Linked DNA regions of Mus musculus: region 1 is linked to region 2. A link is a loop called in an ENCODE intact Hi-C map of the cell type or tissue named here. Cell type or tissue: left cerebral cortex. All regions are shown on one strand.

What was found. Peaks named below come from ENCODE experiments on the same cell type or tissue, not always from the same donor. Only the 100,000 strongest peaks of a DNase experiment are listed, where the experiment ranks them.
Region 1: it touches region 2 in a loop (2.3-fold over the local background); 2 of 42 quality-filtered maps call a loop at or near these places.

What each region holds. Positions count from the first base shown.
Region 1 is chr13:52,357,062-52,365,061 of GRCm38, reverse strand. No RefSeq gene overlaps it. Among named protein-coding and RNA genes, the nearest start is that of Gm33116, 130 kb to the right of the region's middle. In left cerebral cortex, no CTCF peak of the experiment used is centred here; DNase peaks (open chromatin) are centred at 3,421 and 3,610.
Region 2 is chr13:52,432,315-52,440,314 of GRCm38, reverse strand. No RefSeq gene overlaps it. Among named protein-coding and RNA genes, the nearest start is that of Diras2, 95 kb to the left of the region's middle. In left cerebral cortex, no CTCF peak of the experiment used is centred here; DNase peaks (open chromatin) are centred at 1,481, 3,352, 4,005 and 4,986; H3K27ac peaks cover 966 bases.

The sequences.
Region 1 (8,000 bases), 75 kb after region 2:
CCCAATCCCTCCTCCAAAGTCCACTGACAGAAAAAGTTAAGCACACATTTCTGGCATAGGACCCTGGAAGGTTACTTTCAAAGCCTTGCCCAGAGAACACTTGAGATCCTTGGTCACCACAGCTGAGACAGGGGGCTAGGAGGTCAGTGGAGAAGGAGGCTCTTGGGACTATAGTAACAAAGTAGCCATGGCAACAGAAGTCTGGAGCCCTTTCCTGGCTGGCTGCACATAGGAGACAGAGCCTGCATGGGAAAGCATGCTTCATATAAGTGATTTGTAAAAAGGCTACAGGTCTTCCCATGGGTGTCCGACTGCAGTCCGACTGCAGACTGAGGTCCAGGTCTGACACAGTTCCAAGTGTCTGTATTTTTCCTAAACTTAGTAAACTATCGAATTTCCTGTAACTGCCCATGAGTTAAGAGCCACAAGCCCCCAGGGAACCCCAGAGAGTTCCAGTGCTGCCACCTGAGCTCAGAACTCTCTGTACCTGTAGCACAGGGACTGAAAGGAAACATCTGCACTTGCCCCCAGCTGCTTCTTCCACCATGGGACAAAGCAGCCCCATGCTACCATAGTGTCCCTCTATTTCCAAGGTTACTATAACAAAAGTGAATCCCAGCAAACACAACTTAGGAAAGGAAGGATTTCTTTTGGGTCATTTTAGAGGGCTCAGTCAATGGTCACTGGATCCCAGGCTTTCAGTAGAAGGGTGTGGGTGGATTAGAACAGTTCAAGATCTGGGCCAACCAGGAAGCAGACTTCTAGCCAGAGGCTAGTTGTCTTGTGTTCAGCTCCCTTACTCCTGGTTTCTAACCTGTACAATGGTACCACTTATATTTAGAGTAGGTTTCTCCATCAGTTGATAGGCTCAAAGCATGGCACAGCAGAGGTGTGCATCAGTCTCCCAGGTGATTCCAAATCCAGTCCAGGTGATCAGCAGAGATGACCCTATTACCCATTAGCAAAGTCTGATATGGTGGGCCACGTGTAATTTCTTTTCGTACCTTAACGGGAACTTTGATCTCTTCTTCATTTATTCTGCCATCAGTGTTTCTGAAATCAAGGAAGTCTAAGGGTGTTTATAGGAACATTGAGTTTTCCGGTGAGTGGGAGAAACAGCTTGATGTTGGGAGCCAATACCTGGGGAAAGACAATCAAAGCTGGCTCCTCTGTGAGAGCTCAGGACCCGCAGTGAAAAACGGGATTTGGTCCCATTTCTTAAAAGTCTTCCATTCCATGGTGCAGGGCAGTCTTCAAGACCTTTCTTTGTGAATGCCACAGACTTACTAAAAACCTGATACAAATGATATCCATAGCAACCATGCATACATATAATTTCCTTGGTCTATGTTCTAAAACCAGCTACAGAGAGGGGGCTGATGATCCTGTAAATCTAGTTTTGTGAAGATAATTTTACATTTATTTCTTATTTCTTTATTATAATCGGTTTTAAACTTAAGATGTTTATGCACTACTATTGTGGGTCTATGTGCATGATGCGTGTATATAGTTGCCTTGTGCAGTCTGTTCTAGACTTCCAACTGTACTCACGGAGGGAACCCAAGCAGCTATGCTTGCGTGGTATCTTTACCTACTGTGCCATCTTGCTTGCCCAGTTACAACAGTTTCTTCTCTTGTTCTTCCTGCTATTCCTGCATCCTGATGGGTGAACAACATTTAACTTTTTCCATTAGTTAACACAAGTCTTGGTCTTTTTCTTGTCATCTACCATAGCCTGAATTTTTACCTATACCCATTTCCTAAAGATGACAATTGAGTACCCTTGCTTGGCTTATAAAATTCAGTTTGCTTTCACATCCTTATTTGGCTTAGAAATAGAATCGACTATTGACATCTGATCCTTCCTGTCCACCACTAAGTTAGAATGCTGACCTGAATCATGGAATGTCAGTTCAGGGAGGTTTTGGAGATCGGCTGAGCCATCTCTCTCACTGCAATGAGATGCCATGGATCAACATGGGCAGTGTTACTTAAGTGGAGGACCGCCCTTCTAACGTGCTAACAAAACAATTGCAGGGTAGACTGTTAGATGTGGCGCACTTGTGATCAGAAGAATGAGTGTAACTTATCATTTGGTGTTTCGATCATGTGATCATGTGACACAGAAGGTGCTCACATGCCTGTCTCCCTCCCATGCATAAAAGACAGGAAGAGACTGGAAGGAAGAAGCAAGGGTGGAAGTAACAGTTTAGACAGGGAGCAAGCTGCTTCAAGCTGCTGAGTCTACCTATGCCCTGCCAAGGCACTGGGCATGGTAGGGTTCCTACCTGGCACACAATTGTCATCTAACAGAGAAATAAAGAACAATCTGGAAGGAGGCAAGGGCTATTTCTAGGCAAGGACCAGGGAGGATCCTGAGACACGGAGAAAGTGACTTTGTCCTTTCACAGATATGGAACCAATCGTCACCTGGAGGTTTCTGAGTGGCACATCTTCTCACCTCATGACCTGCTTTAAACAACAGATGCATAAAAACGAAGCATAAATCTTAAGCTACTGCGGTAGGCCTTAACCAAAGCCATTAGCCATGTTATAGGAAAAGCTAGCCTGACATCCCCAGCCAGCCACACGAGAGGTCTACTGAAGAGACCTTAAGAGCTCAGCTGACGGGGAGCACTAAACCCAATTTGGGGTGTGAAGTAAAGAGTGTGGGTCTAGCTGATCCCCTCAGCCAGGGGCCAGCCCTTCCCAGGATCTCAAACTCTCTGAGGCCCCAGCTATGGAAACAAGCTCAGCCATCACTCTCAGAGGACAGCAGGGTTATCCTCATTGCTTCTCAACAGTGCCTGGGGTCTTGTGCCAAGGCCAGGACTCTCATGCTTAGCTCTACTCGAATGTGGGCATGTGCACATCATGGTGGCCGCACAATGTCTCCTGAGTGGCTCTGGGCTGTGCCCTGTGGAGAATCCTGTCATATATGGACACGTATATGGAGTTACTAATTCTCACTACAGGAGGATCAGAGAGACTGAAGCCATTTATAACTGCATTTTACAGCTTGCTGGTTTAGGTAGGCTGGCCAGAGTCAGGGGATCCTCTGTCACTACACCTTCAGTGCTGGGATTACAGTTGTATACCACCAGGCCTGGCTTCCTGTTTTGTTTAGCACCCTATGGATTCTACACTAAGAAGCTAGAATTGACAATTTTTAAAAACACTCTTGTTTAACATTGGTTTTTTTTTTCTGATTTTACAGAAAGTATTCTGTTTGTCATAGAATTACTATTTCTGTCTGTGACAAAGTTTCTCTTCTCCTGATGGGTGTGACAGCTTTGCTGTTTCTCTATGTGATATTTAATTAAGAAGGAGAAGGAGAAAGGCAGAGAGCCAACAACACATATACTCATGAGCACATAGTCACACACTATACACTTATGCAAATGCCCTCACAGTTATATACATAGTCACACACACACACACACATGAGCACATTCCTGCAATGCACACACAGTGTTTACCTAGCCACATGACCACAAACAGCACAATCTGGGTCTTTAATCATAGACAGGGAGAGGCTTGGAGACTCGAATTTACATTGAATCTAAGACTCGGTAGATTACATATATTTTTTACATGTTCTTATTGTTTGTTCAGTTGTGACTAAAATCATTTCCTGGCTTCTGGATTTCAGAAATCACGTGCCTCAGTGCAGCTTGAGTGGAGCTAGTTACCATGGGAATTCCGAAGGACTGCCTATATTCTCTCTCCCTCTCTGCCATGAGGAATCTTTCAGCCTGTGTAATGCCATCCAAAAACATACCTTTCATCTCAAAGAAATAAAAGACATGGCTTATACTGGGGCAAAATATAATTAATCATGACCCAGGAACATGATACCCCAAATACAATGTTGTGAAACACAATCAGTTTCATGGAATTTTTTTTTTTTTACAGTAACAGAAAAAGAAAGTTATAAATCAATGTTTAAAAAATACATTGGCGGAACACTGAGTGACAGCAAGAAGGTGGAACTTTGCTATGGGCCTTCAGTGTTGTCTGATGGCATGGTTAGCCCCTTGATTGGTGGGAAACTAGGATTTTGATAAGTTACTACACCCTAGGATAGTAACTAGAACGTTAAGTTGGGCTAGTAGCAGGATGGTAGGTCTGACACAGAGGAAGAGTAAGAATGGCCTTTTAGTGGGCCAAAGACTGTACAAGATAAATTATAATTAGGGTTTGGACCTGCAACATCCCAACCTCTCAAAATCATTTAAATTTCAATCGGTCCTTTAGCCTGTTCAGCTTCTCCCAGGAAGTCTTGCTCACAGTGAATCCTTTAGTCTTCCGGCCTCTTCTCTGAGGTGTGCGCAATCATGTTTGTGCATGAGGAAGCAGAGACCCCAGCAGGCCAGAGGTGGGCTCAGTATCTCACAGGGGAAAGAAAAAGTCACATGGCTTCAGTGCCTTTTAGGGTTTTAAAGACGAATGGCTCTTACCAGAAAATCAGCAGGACCTGTAAGAGCTTTCCCTTACTGCTAGACTTCTTCTCTAGCACATGAATCCTTCCGATGAAAGAAGGACTCGTCTCCAGTTGAGGCATGCATGAAAAGGGTTCTGGATATTGTGGACTCAGAAAGGGGGATATCTGTGGACCAAGAAAAGGGGATATCTGTGGACCCAGAAAAGGGGATATCTGTGGCTTCTCCCTCTCAACACAGATAGAGACAGACCACAGAAACAATTCCATCCAATTCCAGCTTGGTAAATCAATGGTTTTGGAGAGATGCTTGCAGGAACTTGAGTGACCTAGGCACCTGCATGAGGAAAAAGTGCAGACGACAGGCAGTGCCACTGAAGGTGTTCCTTGCAACTAGCAGCTGGTCAGCTGCACCTGTGAAGCCAGGGCAAGGGGGTTCTGTGCCTTATAATTTTAATGAATGTCCCTAGTAGTGTATCAAGTGAGTGTCATGAGCCTCCCTCACCCTCCCTGTGCCCTCCAGGAGGGAGTGTGTCAGTTGGGGGGGGGTGAGGAAAACAGATAGCAGCAAGTGAATAAAGCAAGCCTGGAGCCATCTACTGAGTCTGACTAGCTAGGCTAGAGTCCAGCACCTGGCCTTCTGGAACTCCAGATTGTTCTCTAAGTGTCAGGATGGAATTTATATGGACTATCAAAGATGGAACCTCTAAGGTGGAACTCTAGATGAAGAGGGCAAACAAATTGTTCTTCCCAAAACAAATTCCCTTGGAGGTGGGTTTTGCTTCATCATTAAAATGAGCACAACCACACCGTGTATGAAAATAGAAATTCTGTCTTTTAATATTTTTTTCTTGCTTATAGTTGCTCTCAAGATTTCATTTTGTAAAATTCATTTTTTTCTTTTCTCTATCACACCATCTTCAATGGTGTCTCCAAACTGTTGTTCACCACATTTCTTCCAGTCATGTAGCCTCCCTCAGCCCTGAAGCAGGCTGATCCAGACTTTGACCTTGCTGCCACTGAGAAGGAGATTATCTAAGGTGGAGCCTTCCGACCTAGATGGCTCTTTTGTTCTGTCAACTGCCACTGCACTCTCCAAGACACTGCTACCTGCTGAGAAGCCCCTGAGACATTCAGGAGGAACATCCTATTCTGCACATCGCCTACAGGCTGGCTCCAAACACCAAGAATGGCAGGGGATGGGCCTTCCCCTTTTATAAGGACACTCTCTTAGTAAACTGGCGGGCCTTGAACAGAATCATGTCTTGGTCTCCATTAATCTCTCGCTGTCTACGTCTCTTTCAGCCCCAGCCTGCCTCCCAGGTGTACCCGGTTCAAGTAGGCCACAGGCCGGCATACAACACAGTCAAATATATTAAGAAAGCGTTCAAACAGCTTTATTGGCCTGAGAAGTTCGCTCAGCCAATAAAGTGCTTGCCTCTCCAGCAAGCATGAGGCCCTGAGCTCAATTCCCAGCACACACATACAAAGCAAGGTTTGGAGGTATGTGTGTTTAATCCAAGTGTAGGGGAGGTGGAGGCAGGAGGATCCCTGGAGCTCATTGGTCAGTCAGCCTACCTACTTAGGAAACTCCAGACTAATGAGAGATACTAAAACAAAATTGAAATGGTTGTCACCCTTAGACCAACAGTGAAGATTGTCCTCTGACCTCTACAGACATATGCAAACATGTGCACATGCACCCATGTGAACTATCCCCCTATACACACACACACAAGTACAAGCTACCAGAGAAGGAAAAAATGGCATATACTTGAAGTTGTGAATTCAGTTTTTAAAGCAAATGATGTTCTGGGTCCCTGCTGTAGGACAATGGCTAATTCAGGAGGCAAATGAAGCAGAAAATAGAGGAGAGGATAAAAATGTCTGTGTTGTGGAGTTTATGCTCTGAAGAATGAAGCAGACTATAAATGAGAGACAGGCAACAACTGGGATTGGAGATGAAAGGAGACGAGAAGGGAGGGTTTCTGGGAGAGCACCCAGTGAGGAGGTCACGGAGAGACCCAAAGAAAGTACATTTACCTGAGCTTTCAAGCAGGAATCTGAATTACTCAGACCCATAACGGGCAAGGGAGAGGGAGGAAATGCAGAAACATCCAATGAGGCCTCTTGAAACAACAGACCTCCTGTTAGGGCCAATGGTCAGCCAATGAGGAGTCTTGCAACAACAGACATCCAGTTAGAGCCAAAGCTCAGTGCAGTAGAGGAAGCAACAAAAGGCCTGGTAGAATGGTTGGGGGAGGGAAGGGGGGAGACTGAGTCACCTTGAGCCTTACAGATGCCCTTTGAAGACTTGCTTTTCCTATAGTGTCATGCAGAGGTAAAGCTCAGAAGCCCTGACTCTGAGACCAGATGTCTGAGCTTCCACCCCACTTACCCTACTCCCAAACTGGCAGGGTTTTCTGCCACAGCATCAGAGGCTACAGAGGCATCTTGTGTGCTTGTCCCTGCGCAGATGTTTTGGACCGGGTATGTGTGGGTGAAGGGTAAAATAGCAAAGCCATGAAAACTTTGAACTTTGGTGAGATTGCCCTGTGTTACTATATATATATATGCTATGTGCTATCCTAGTACAAAACTAGGCCTAAGGCTGGAAGCTTCTAGCCTCTGTACAATCTTTTCTGGGCCTAGAATGCTTTCAACCTCTGAGACTTATTGCTAAATATTGCTAAAATAAGCTCATCCTTTCTAGCTCTTTCTGAACTCTGGCTGGTGGGTCAACTCAGCTGTTCTGGCTCAAAACTCCTCTCCATACTAACTGATTCAAACTGGCTTCTTTCAGCTTCTGACTGAATTGTTCTGCTTGACCTCATAATAACTTTCACAATCTGTTCTAATCTTCTGGACCTTTATTATCTGGCTCATTCTGTCTTCATCTGTGCCTAGCTTCTTCTCTCTCTACAACCTGTCTCTGTACAAGTGTCCCAGTAAAAGTGCCCTCTCTCTCCTCTGTACTGTTCTCTCTCAAGTCACCTCTCCTCTTCTCTCTCTCTCTCTCTCTCTCTCTCTCTCTCTCTCTTCTCTCTCTCTCTCTCTCTCTCTCTCTCTTCTCTCTCTCTCTCTCTCTCTCTCTCTCTCTCTCTTCTCATGAGAGTTAAACATATGCTATTCTGTCAAATCTTTCTCTGGTTCATCACTTTGTCTGCCACTCAATTAGACTTTCAAACATGGGTGTTTCCTTATACAAACTAAATTTACCTTCATCGTTTGGGATTAAAGGTGTATGTCTGTATTCTAGCCAGAAGAATTAAAAGGTGTGTGCTAAGGCTAAGGCATACCACGCTAGAAACAAATGTTTTCCAGTAAGCAACATGGGATTCATGGTGTATGTAGTCTAATATCCTGCAACAGCCTACAGTTTGTGGTTGAGTTGGTCTAACAATAGTTGACTTGCAACCAAAAGGTCAAAAGGTTGTTTGGTCCATGAGGCTGGATATCCCAGATGGTCTCTAGTCTACATTGGAAGTTGAAAGAAGTAGATTCTAATAACAGTGAAGGCATGTTTCCGCAGCAGGCTAAAACCAGTCACTTCCTCCTT
Region 2 (8,000 bases):
GGACTGGCTTTTACCAGAGAGCCAAGCTTGGGTTCTTGTGTTTGCATTGTTAGCCTTTAACCCACTGAGCCCAGTCTCCATTTATTCTTTCAAACCAATCTGCCCAAGCATCCAGTCAGGGACAGGGCTGCAGCAAGCCCCGGTGGAATGGGTTTCAATTGGAAGGAGGCAGACATGTATGTTGATCTCAGCTTTGCCATGTCCTCGGTGTGTCCTCACAGCAGGCATTGCTTTTCATCCTGTGCTTCTGTCTTCTTTTCTGCAAAACGACACTGGCCAGAGGACCGAGTGTATCACCAGCTCTTACCATGGGTTAGGCGGACTCTTACAGAAATTTAGAGATTTAATGAGTACCTAGATGATGATGTGTAGATGCCCCTCAACACCAAAGACCCTTTGGAATGTAGAAAGCATTTCCATCTCCCTGGGAGAACAATGTGTGTAAGATTGCTGTGGGGCTTGCTCATATTATCCTATGTACATAGATATGTACGTAATCTGACCCATATTTTAAAATGTAACATATGAGACTGGAGAGATGGCTCAGCAGTTATAAGATCTGAACACTGCTGCCCTTGCACAGGACCCCAGTTTGCTTCCTAGTGCCTACATCAGATGGCTGACACACTTCTGTGTCTATAGCTCTGGAGGACCTGACTCCCTCTTCTGGTCTTGAAGTATAACATGTGCATCTGCACACACACACACACACACACACACACACACACACACACACCTCACAATTTTTAAAATAGTAAATATTTTTAAAGCTGCAAACGAAGGGAAAAGTGCCAAATAACACTGACAAATCTTTAGCATTGATTTTTAGCCCCATATTTACAACCATAAAGAAGAAGAACATTTTTAGTAAAAATGATGAATAGGCATGCCGACTATCCATTTCCCTTCTAAAATGTAAAAAAATGATCTGAGAAATAGGGACACGTGACTGTCGCATTAGAGACAATTTTTGGGTCTGAAGATGATTTTGCCACTCCTAGGCAAAATCAATAGGGGAGTAACAAAACACAGCAAGCTAAGCAGAACCACAGAGCACATTTTCTCACCAGCTGTGTAAACGATTGTTAGCATAGAGGCAGGAAGAAATGAAAAAAAAAACGATTTTTTTTTCATCAAGGATTTTTCATCAAGGATATTTCATCAATACCCATGTTTGAGCAGAATTCCTAGAGCAGAAAAGATTATAAATAAACCATGGGTTTAAATAATGTGTCTCACGGGCAGCTGATAAGCTGGCATGGTATAAAAAGCCACAGAGTAATGAATGCCATTTTGAGAATCATGAACAATGTGCACACGGAGGTCCCCCGTTCCTGAAATCCAAACTCTGTATCACTGAGCGTCAGTCCTGGGGGAGGGGCACCCCAAAAGGTATTAAAGCAGCTGCCACTTTGTGCTCAGCAGTGTCTAGGAGCAGTGAAGCTACTGTGACATTGTTGGCAAACTCAGTGATGAAGGATGGCGTGGGTTATTGTGTGAGTCAGGGTTCTCTAGAGTCACAGAACTTATGGGTAGTCTCTATACAGTAAGGAAATTTGTTGATGACTTACAGTCTGTAATCCAACTCCCTACAATGGTCAGCAGCAGCTGTGAATGGAAGTTCAAGGATCTAGCAGTTGCTCAGTCCCACAAGGTAAGCAGGCAAAGGAGAGAAAGAGAGTCCATCTTCTTTATTCCAGTGTCCTTATGTAGGTCTCCAGCAGAAGGTGTGGCCCATATTAAAGATGTGTGCCACTACGTCTTTAATCCCCAATGACCTTGAACTTAGAGATCTTCCTGTCTTAATCTTGTGGAATTCATAGCCACTATGCCTCAAGATCTCTATGCCAAGATCCAGGTCAGAAACTTGTATGTCCCAGCCTCCAGATTAGGATCACTGGTGAGCCTTCCAATTCTGGATTGTAGCTCATTCCAGATACAGTCAAGTTGACAACCAGGAATAGCCACTACAGCTATATATACTCTTCTGGGTGACCCCAAGGGAGTGCATGACCCAGAAAAGATGAGGAAATAGGTGTTTTTAGAAAAGTCTTGTTGTTTTTGATGTGTCATAGTTTCTGTTGGTGTAATAATATATTCAGAAAAGGCAACTTAAGAGAGTTAGCTCAGAGTCATAGGTGAGAGCCCATTATTACAGGTAAATCACAGAATGAGCCGCAAAGACTTGAGAGAACTGGTCACTTTACATCCACTAACCATTCAGAGACCAATGAACTACTGCATGCCCACTAGTACATAACTCCCTCTATATACTCACTCAGTTCAGGACCCCAGGCCCAGGGAATGGTGCCACTCACAATGGGCAAAACTTCCTACATTTAATATAATTAAGACAGTCCCTCACAGACATTTTCAGAGGCCCTACTTCCAGAAAATTCTAGATAGACAATTAAAAGTACCATCGCATGATAGTATTCAATAATTTCTGATTTATTTATTGGAAATTTGTATATCGAAACAAAAAAATTAGAATACATGTGCATAGTGGTTTTTTTTCCAGAATGTTACAATATTAAATATCACTCACAAGTTGTAAGAACATGAACCTTTCCAAAGGGGATAGTCAACAAGTACTTTATGCAGGATGCTACAGACAATTTCACAGAGATACAAAAGGCACCCTAATGTGGAAACACATTGCATACTATCAGATGTGATTTGAAATCCACAAAGAGTGAATTTAAGGAGCTCAGCAGTTAGTGCTGAGTCCAGTCCAGGCAAGGACTGGAGCTTAGTTCTCAGCACCCAAGTCAGGAAGCTCCAGGTTCAAGAATCTCACAGCTCTGCTGCCTCCTCAGACATCATTATACATGTGATGTGTGTGTGTGTGTGTGTGTGTGTGTGTGTGTGTGTGTCTGTGTGTGTGTGTGTGTCTGTGTGTGTGTGTGTGTGTGTCTGTGTGTGTGTGTGTGTCTGTGTATGTATGACAAAGGCACACAGACACACAGATTCACACAGACACATACACGCATACACACACTCAAACATGCAAATAAAAATTTTTAAAAGAATTTAAAGATCTTTATCAATTTAACAAGACTTCAGAGATTATTAATGCATCAGTAAGTGCCAAAGAACTTGTTAACCGTTTGTAGGCCTTCAAACAATTTTAAGTACAAGCGATGATATCAGGTTAAGCCACCTTGCGATCACTATAGTAGCAGAAGGTTTTTGTATTTAGGGTTTCCACACCCACTCACTTGGAAGGAAGCAGTTGCTTATTTAGAAGGTTTCTAACTCTGCATTGAGCTAAAGATGGCTGAAGTGTAGGAGGTGGTTGCTAAAATCAGCAAGAAAGAGAAGCAAGTGCAGTAAAAGAAGGGAATCTGAGATTCCATTTACCAGATGGGAACAAAATACCAAGTTACTAGAAATACATAGAATGCAGGATCTCGCGGACAGACGTCAGCAGTGAGCTGCTTCGAAGGCATCTCCCATCCTTTGGGTCTCGGCGCTAAAACCCTCTGTGTGGCAATGCTGCTGATGTGTGTTGTCACTGTCGCTTGCTGGATCAGATGAGAGGCTGCCTCTGTCCAGCAGTCCTTCCTCAGCTGACCACCCTAGCCTTGCCCTACAGTCTCTGCCTGAATTCTCTGTCACCACATGTCACACATGAAGAGATGCACTCCTCAAATGTGCATGCAAGATGGTAATGAGTAAAAAGAACACGCCTAGGCCTGTCTCAGTAAGTTCAGAAAGCCTAAGCCAAGTGAAACCTGGTGAGGAAGAAAGCAACTCCTATCTAGAGAAATAAAGATAAGGATTAAAACAGAGTTCGCAATAAAAATCACTGCAGCCAGGAGTGGGTAGATGGGGTAATTTTGCTATTTCTCTGTGGAGTCCTACAATTGTATAGCCACAAAACCGTGTCTTCCAGGGGGAGAAAAAGGATAGAGATCATCATCAAAATGAGAGAAGAGAGAGTCTCAGTATGGTTGCCTCATACAAACGTTAAGTTCCCAGATGAGTGCTTTGGGGGGTGGAGTGGTGGTGGGAGCAAATCAAACCCTTTAGAGGAGAGCTGAGAGTGGACCAGGAATGGTGGGGAAAGCTGTCCTCTGTCTCTTCTCCCTGTGCATGATGCTGCCTCACACTGACAAGAACACTCCGGAAGGCTGATTTACTGAGTAAGAAGAGGCCAGACTGAGATAGACACATAACTTTCCTGAATCCCAGTCTAGTACTTAAAAGACCCTTTTGTCTGTCACCTCCTATCGAGTCCCTGGGAAATGGCATGACTAAACGATTACCCAGAGCCAGTCAGAAACGTGGGGAAGAAGATGGACACACTGCCTGGTGTGTCCACAGAAAAAGTTGCTTTGTGCTACCATTGACAACCTCACCCCAAAATAGGACTTGCTAGAATTGGAAGTCAGCTGAGCTAGTGAACTGTAGGACTATAGATGTCCCTCACGTGCCATGGGGTGTCTTGGAAATGGAGTGTCTAGTCACAGTATCTCAGGGTCAGTGAGGGGCCACCAACCTTCAAGCCCTCGGAATAAGTTTAAAGCAAAGGTGATTGAACCCCTCATTGCGTAAGCGTGTACTGTGAATATAGAGACGATGGGGTCTGTAGTAGTAGTGAGTTATGAGAGAGCGGTAGAGTCCTAGTGAGAGGCCACTGAAGCAGTCTGGAGGTTCTCTCTCTACCATGTCCTGACCCAGGTGAGCACAGACTTCTTGAGTCTGTTGTTCCTGTTGTTAGGCAGTTTGAGTTTATAAAAGTTAAAACGTCATCCTGAAAGTTTGAGGTGAAGGGTTTTACAGCATCCCATGAGTCTGAATGTGTATTCTCCAGCAGGGAATCCTGTCTGGGGAGGTCACAAAACCCTAGGGCTGTGGAACACTGCAGGAGGATAACTGGGTAAGTAGATGCAGTAGGAGCCTGCCAAAGTCATGTGACTATCTTTTTTCAGATCCATCTTCCCAAGTCACAGCTCCTCCCATTGCCAAGCCTTCCCTGTTTTCTGAGAGCTGGAGAGAAGAGCAAGCCTTTCTCCCTTAAGCCTTATCTTTTGAAGATGTGCTCAAGGCAGTGACAAAGGCAATGCCGTCCCTGGTGCTTTGTAGGCTAAGTTAGGAGTGATCTCAGCATGTCTCTTCAGCAGAACAGCTTGAGGAGCATCGGCTGTCAGTGTTCTATTTGGCCTAGGAGTAAGATCTATTATTCAATCAGTTGGTCTTGGGATGTCCTTGTCAGGAAGATGGTATCACTCTTTCCATCTGGTCCTTATACTGATCTCTTTAGATGTTTTGTATCATACTGACTGCATGTCACCCCCAGATGTAGCGGCAGGAAGGCAGCAGGTGGTGTGTGTGTAATAGCCCCTAGATCAATCTGTTTTGTGAATCTAGTCATCACCTTCTCTCAAGACTGTCAGTCCTCTGGATTTCAAGTTTGCCCTAGGGTTTCCGTGCATCCTACTCATTTATTGATCTGTGTCTTCTCGATGGTAATTGGTCATGGGTTTCTTGGACTTATTTCATCCTTTCAAACCTCCAGCTCTTTGTTTCTTTGGGCTTTGTTTCGTCCTCTTAGAGTGCACTTATTTCCAATTCCAGTTTCTCTCATGCTTTGTCATAACATAACTGCTTTGGGGTTTGGGTTGGTCTTCTTATCTCTGACCCCAAGATTCATTATTAGGGTGTTTGAGAGAGCTATGGTTCTCATGGTGCAGGACCTGATTGCTTTAAACTTACCTCCTAAACCTGCCTTTTTATTTTTTATTTCTGGCATCACATGGAGGTGTCGTTCCCCACCCGAGAAGGTGGGGCACATAGAGGAGGAATGTCTATTCGTGGATATCTGGAATGCAGGTTTGCTACCAGTATCCATGGAAACAGGCTCCATCCTGTCCACCTCCATCATTGAGCACCCTGTATATGACTTGGGCCACATGGCAGAAGAAAACTTGCAAACTTGAGGGACTAATGGGCCCATTTCTCCTGTTGCTGAGGCCAACAGGAAAAAGGGTGCGGTCACATACCTACAGAAAGACAGTGTGTTTTTAAAGGTTCTGTCACTCGAAGGCCCTGCATGTCTCCCCATCCTCCCTTTCCCACTTAGGAGGTCAGGAAGCAAACTTGCCCTGCCCATGTTCCTGGTAAATGAAGAAGGAAGCAGCAAGGGTTCCTCTTGGTCCAGCTCACCTGGTTCATAAAGCTGCCGGATGTCAGCTGGTCTGGGAACTCTGCCCCACAGGATGATGGTGTAGAGTCTAAGATAGGAAGACTGGTATCTCCATCACCTTCAGTCACACAGACCTCAGTGCATTGTGGTTATTGGAGGACACCAATTGTGAATGATCCTGGGGCCACAGCGTGATGCCAAGGCTACTGAGAGCATCAACAGGACTAGAGGTATGAATGAGATTGACCTGCAGCCCAGTGAAAGAACACAGGATGCTATGGACTCTATTCACCCTCCTCAGTACAAAAACACCAAAAGTGAAAATGGCAGGGATATGTACTTTGAAGAAAAATCAACTGGTCTTACATCCAACAAGGACCAGCCCAGGGTGTGGTGAGGGTGGGGGGGTGGCCATGAGCCTCTAACAACAACAGAAGGGGCTAGAAGGGGTAAGGAGGCAGATTAGTCATTATTTAGCAGTTGCTACCTTACCTCCAAATAAAGACAACACAACCTCTGGGTCAGAGATGACAAGGCATGGAAAATGGAGTCTTCAGGGAAACGCAGTAGGGAAGGCAGTTTGCCGATGACACGCTGCACCCGTGTAGAGGACATGACCCTGAAGATGTCTGTGACCCTAGAAGGAGTGGTCTCGAGCATGCCCCATTATGTGGATTCTGAGAAGGGTGGGCTAGAAGCAGACAGTAGAGGATGTTGTCAGAGTCTGGGGAGGAAGTCAGGAAAGCTCAGTGAGAGGTTCAGATTGGAAGGATCGTGCAGAGAACTATGGAACCACAGGGCAGGCGGCTCTGTGCTAAGACCTTCCACGTCACACCACTAACAGTCTGCTTGCTTCTTTTCCAAGGTCTAAAGAACAGGTCCAGATCTATGGTTCCAGAACCAAGGGTCTATGTTTAGCCTGATGTGGTTTTTAAGCCACAGGAGGAAGCCAGGCTAAAACTTGAGGAAGCTGTGTGCCCCAAAACCTGTTGTTAGCTGTAGGACACCTCTGACAATCAGGGAATAAGCTCTGCAACCCCTCATCTCCCTGCAAAGTGAGCTCCGTTTAAATTAGCTCCCCAACTACTTACACTCATAGTTCCCACAGCACTACTGGCTGGATAGAAAAGTCAGCCATATTATGAACAGACAGCCATCAGCCTCTGATCTCCACATGATAGAACTGTTTCCCATGTGACCTGGGGTCTTCAACAGCATAACCTCTCGTTTCCATCAATATTCTCAATGGCCAGATGCAAAGAAGTGCGGGCATATTTCTCAATGAGAAGGTAAAGAGGCACAGGGAAGGGGGGGAGGGGAGGGGAGGGGAGGAGATGGGCAAGTGAACATGTCAAGAGAGAAGAGAAAAGCAGTAAGAAAGAGAGAAGGAAAGGGCATGAAGCTGGGGGAAGGAGGAGAGACTGTCCAAAGGAAATTCCTGTCTGACAGTCTAGAAGAAAGTGACTCACATGCTAGGTTGGTGCAGGAGCCATGGAGCAGGAGGACCAGGAACAAACTTCCCTTGAAAGGAGAGTTAGGGGCAGCAGAGAATGGGGACCCAGGTGGAGAAGACTGTGTGGTCTTGGTGGTTTGTCTTGGTGGTTGCGGTTTACACTAAATGCATCACTTGGATGCTGCCTGGGAGATTGGCTCCTGTTCTGGGATGCTGAGGCAGGGTGTGGCTGCAGAGAAGAGAAGCCACACCCTTCCTAGGAGCCTCTTCCCATGCCTGCTTTACCAGGTACTTGGGTTGTTCTGGTAACATTGTGTCTCTGACTTACCAGCTTCCTTCCTCCAGGCAGCCATAGTGATGTCTTCCTTCCTGCGGAGTCCCAATATTTGTGTTATT